Regions from separate parts of the Homo sapiens genome. Here region 1 is linked to region 2. A link is an interaction called in ENCODE POLR2A ChIA-PET data of the cell type or tissue named here. Cell type or tissue: GM12878. All regions are shown on one strand.

The links. ChIA-PET counts read pairs that join two places held together with the same protein. Peaks named below come from ENCODE experiments on the same cell type or tissue, not always from the same donor. Only the 100,000 strongest peaks of a DNase experiment are listed, where the experiment ranks them.
Region 1: POLR2A ChIA-PET joins it to region 2 with 9 read pairs; 2 of 35 experiments call an interaction of 5 or more read pairs at or near these places.

What each region holds. Positions count from the first base shown.
Region 1 is chr15:71,933,508-71,936,007 of GRCh38, reverse strand. MYO9A (myosin IXA) reads left to right here. Exons shown (of 42, transcript NM_006901.4): 17 at 524-667; 18 at 2,299-2,338. LOC107984713 (a long non-coding RNA gene) reads left to right here and starts at 2,361. Exons shown (of 2, transcript XR_001751795.2): 1 at 2,361-2,500. In GM12878, no CTCF peak of the experiment used is centred here; no DNase peak of the experiment used is centred here.
Region 2 is chr15:72,140,236-72,142,735 of GRCh38, reverse strand. SENP8 (SUMO peptidase family member, NEDD8 specific) reads right to left here. Exons shown (of 2, transcript NM_145204.4): 2 at 1-2,500. The coding sequence ends at 2,474. Among named protein-coding and RNA genes, the nearest start is that of SENP8, 23 kb to the right of the region's middle. RefSeq lists an enhancer at 874-963. In GM12878, no CTCF peak of the experiment used is centred here; a DNase peak (open chromatin) is centred at 1,125; H3K4me3 peaks cover 290 bases; H3K27ac peaks cover 1,086 bases.

The sequences.
Region 1 (2,500 bases), 210 kb after region 2:
TTATGTTTTGTTCATTGCTATATCTGCAATGTTTAGAGTCTCATAGGACTTAGTTTAATGGGTGTGTGAGTAGTGAGTGTGTGTGTGTGTGTGTGTGTGTGTGTAAATAAGACCTTTCAGGAGGAAATTAGATATTCCATAGGATGGGATAGTGTATTAGGATGACAAATTCCTATAGTAGCATTTGAAAATTCTAAAATCTAACAAAGAGGGAAGATACTATAATCCATTTTATTAGTTACTAGTTGTTGAATGATAATATATTTAAAGATATCAGCTACATGATATGCTCATCTACATGCACGTTTGTATGTGAATATGATGGAATTCATAGGAATTTGTTCTGAATGAGACAACGGTTAGTCCCAACTGATTGGCAGTCATTTGGATGAAATCAGTTTTTGGTTGGTTTAGCATTTTTTTCTAAATTTTAACTTTAGTATTTAAAGTTTTATTTTACTTATTTAAGCAGTATAGTGTTAGAGACGTCTTCATTAACTAAAGCAAATTATATTTTTTACAGTGATACATTTGATATTGCCTGGAATGGCAGAACTGGGATTCGCCAGAGCAGACTATCAAGTGGCACCTCCTTGCTTGATAAAGATGGAATATTTGCTAATTCAACTAGCAGCAAACTCCTGGAGAGAGCCCATGGAATTCTCACGTCAGTACTAATCAGTAATGTAAATTGTTTTTTGTTTTTTGTTTTTTGTCTGGTTTAAAATTTCTGGCAGAAAAAAATGAAGAAGGAAGATGGTGAAATGTTATTTTCATGGGAAGAATTTTGACTGAAACAAGACTCAAAGTTATTTAGGTAGCGTTTACAGCCATGAATCTCATGTGTTATAAAGCTTGTGTTTTTGTTGATTTTTCTCCCCCATATTACCAGGAGAATCATGACTGAGTATATTTGTTATGGAGATGATAATAAAGGTCTTATTGTTTAGACAGGCCCTACCTTCAGAGAAAGAAAAAACTGTTAGCTCCTTTTAGGATTCCCAATTTTTACTATAATTATCCATTAATTCTAGCAATCTTAACAAATTAGGCAAGAAAATCTATAAATGGTGAATGGTTGAGTGATATATAACACTTATCCAAGCTTTCCATTTCTCATTAACTGATTACAGAGTTGGTTTGAAGACATAGCTATAACCATTCTCTACCATGCTTCATAGAGACCCCATCTCTCCAAAAAAAAAAAAAAAAAAAAAAAAAGAAAAGAAAAGAAAAAAAATTAGCCAGGTGTGGTAGTGCATGCATGTAGTTCCAGCTACTCAGGAGACTGAGGTAGGAGGATCAGTTGAGCCAAGGAAGTTGAGGCTGCAATGAGTCATGATCTTGCCATTGCACTTCAGCCTGGGCAACCGATTAACATCCTGTCTCTGAGAAAAAAAAAAAAAGGAAAAAAAGTTATTAGTTATTAGCATTAACATGTTTTAGATATTTCCCAAGCATATCGTTTGACCGCTAGCTAGAGGTGTGACTGAATTGGATTCCATAATCCTTGTCTGAATCACTGCTTAATAATATTAGTAGGTTCTATTTATGTAGGTCTTGCTCTAGCCCAGAGATATACATTAACTCATTTAATCCTCACAACAACTTTTAAGTTATAGGTAGTATTGTCCTCCCTGTTTTACATTATTACATAATGAAAAGTTAAAGAGGTTAAAATCATACCTTAATAGATGGTAGACCATAGATTGTTGTCCAGGTCTTTCTAACTTCCCAGCCCATATTCATAAGCGTTGGACTTTATTCCTTCTTTTCTGTGGCCATAAAAAAGGCTAAAAATAAATTAAAAAGACTTGATTTAAGTATGGTATTGAGGTTTGAATAAGGAAAAAAATGAGTGGAATAGAATTTTTAATTACCAAAAATGGAAGATTACGTTTTGGTGATAAGTACGTTTTTTTAAAATTTATGAAACTTAGACATCTCATTTAGTTTTGATATGATAGAAATAAGTCTTCTGTAGGTACAAGAAACTACTAACAACTGAAGAAAATGAACCTGTGGCTTAGAATGTACAACACAGTGTTACTAATCATCAGGTGTAAATCTGTTTATACTTATATAACAAGGCAGGTATCTTTTCCTTGTTTATTCTTCCTTCCCAAGGTGCCTGCTTGGCTGAATCAGATAGTGTTTTCATATAAAGAACCTACAGTCTTGGTAATGGGTATATAATCTGTTGTTTTAGGAGAGACCTTGAAATCTTTCTTCTCTACAGTAGCTTTTGTTTTTGTTTTTATACAGTAGCTTTTTTTAATGAATGATTTATCTCTATAGGAGAAACAAAAATTTCAAATCCAAGCCTGCCCTTCCAAAGGTGAGTACTATGAAAACTTTTTTTGTATTGGTATTCTGCTACACAATTATTTTTTATTACTCATACAATCTTCATACATCAAAAAACAAGAAATAACCTTATTTGTATCCAAGATAGTGATCGTGCACTTAGTTGAATCCATTTTAGAAATAACACTGTTAT
Region 2 (2,500 bases):
CTTGCCAAATGGTTGAAATATTTGTGTTTTAAACACTATTACATAGGAAACCCACTGATACTTATATTTTCTACAACCATTTATAGCTGGGTTTATATATGGTAACTTTTCTGAATTCCATATTGAGACACGGGTTGGACAAGTGTGACTATACTTACCGGGCAATACAACAGGATATCTGAAAGCAGGTTAGTTCAGTTTGATAATTGCTTAGCCCAGTTTTGAAAAACCTGCCTTCCTTTTGAATATTTTGATTAATTTTGCAGAATAGATCCTTTTGACTCTAAGAGAGAAGGGAACGCAATACCAGCAAAAGATTTTTTCCTATTTTGTGTCATGTAACATGAATGGTATGTGGTCAAGCAGGTGTGTAACTTACCGGGTACTATAGTATCCAGTGAAATACAAGTCAATTCTTAAATTCTCCTGCAATTTATAATGCTAACATTTACAAATGACATACTCAAAATTTCATAGGAGGACACTAATCTGTGGCACAGTCCAATCAGGCTAATGCATTTGGAAAATGCATTTTTTATATATATGTAGATAGATTACATATACATGTCTATACGTGTGTATATATATTTTTCTATATATATTTAAAAGACTAGTGTAGTTTAAAAATTTACTTATAAATTTACTTATAAGATGAATCGTAGGGAGTTAGGAAAGATTGCTTTCATATGCTTTAATTCTCAGATTGAAGATACTCTGATATTTAAATAAACATACTTTGCATTGTCAGAAAGATAACTTTTCCCAGAGAGGATTTGACTTTAATAGTCTAGATTAGCTGCCTAAGTCAACAGTCACTGAAATAACATTGTTTTCTTATCTTTATCTACACTTGTGGCCTATCATCAGTGACCTTTGTCACTTCTCTTGCTGTCCCTCCCTCTGTATTTCACCTCTATGGATGACTGCCAGTTCCTAATCTTTTTCCTAGCCCCATCTTCCATTAGGACTGGTTTTTATCCAAAATGTACCGACTTGAAATGGAAACTTTTTTTGATAGCTTTCTCTTTGACTTTTAGTTTCAGCTCCTGCTCACTCAGGCCTGCTATGTAACCTGTACTTATTTACCCTTACTGTGTTTTCCCTTCTCGGCTAAAAGGAACCAAGTTACTTTCTCTGTGGTCACTGAGTGGTGAGGTTATTTTGGGCCATGAGGGCTGGGGGCAGGGTTAGGCTGGGGAGGTAGCTGAAATAAGTTTCATGGCTGAAGCTCATCTTTGGTTTTCAAGTCTCATAGGCCTTGCAATCTAATTCTCATTAGGAATAGAATTAATTTGTGTACCTAACATGTCATCTGGTTGTTTACTATTTGAAACAACTGAAACACATCAGTGCTTCTGGAGGGATAGTATTTCGTTCTACTCTTGGTTCCACATTTTACAAATTACATTCCCTGCATTTTTAATTAAGTAAAAGGGCTGAGAAAGGTCACTTTTCTTCCTTTATATTTAAAAAACAAACCAACTCTAAGTCTGTTAAGTTTCAGATACAAAAATCATCCTGAAATTACCATGACATAACTAAAAACAATTCTGCCAGAATTAAGGACAGAGAGGAAAACCTATAACTATCAGGAAGAACAAATGTTTATCTGAAACAACAGGTAACCTTGGGAAGGTATCAACTATGAATTTTAGAACCAAAGAACTTTGGATATAAGGAGGAAGTGTGTGCATGGCTAATAGACAAGGCAGAGAAAAGCAGTTATTAATCCAGAGTAGCAAGTCTACCCAATCAGTGAGCAAACTGAGAGGTCCACCAGACATTAATTTTAATGAGGTTACTCAAGATTTCCCCTTTCTTCAAGCATTCCAGGAATCAGATGGAGGAAGATAGGGTAACATCATCTTTATCAAATATTTGCAAACATTATATAGATAGCTGGAAAAGCCTGTGCATGGTGAATGGAAGAGATGTCACATAAAACCGAATAACTGAGTCTCATAATATTTAGGTCTTGAATGAAGTTAGGCCTTGATCTGCTTCCAGCCAGTTGATCTCTTAATTATGTAGGCTGTGCAACAAGTTTTTGGTTCTGTTTTATAGTTTTCTTCTCTGCATTCCTCTAGATTTAATATATTCTTGATTTGTTTTACAGATCACTGCTTTTCCTCCAGAATAAGCCAATGTGGATAAGGGAGACCAAAGGAAATTAATTATATACCAATAAGAAAAGTCTTACGTAAACCCTGTGTGTAATAAATGTTCAAATAAGTTGGTTGTAAGGTTTTGGTGTACAATTTCAAGATATTTTCACAGAACATATTGCTCCCCAGTCAGGGTTAAAGTGAAACGTTCCATGGGGATAATGCAGAGGATGATATTCTTTCAGGAAAAAGAGTATTAAGCTTTCCTCTACTAGGCATCTTCCCTCAGGCACTGAGATTGCAGCCATCCAACAAATGGGGAAGGGCAGAAAGAGGAGCCTTCAAAAGTCGCAAATATACTTCAATAGCTACTTTTTAGCAAGTGTGGTAATGAG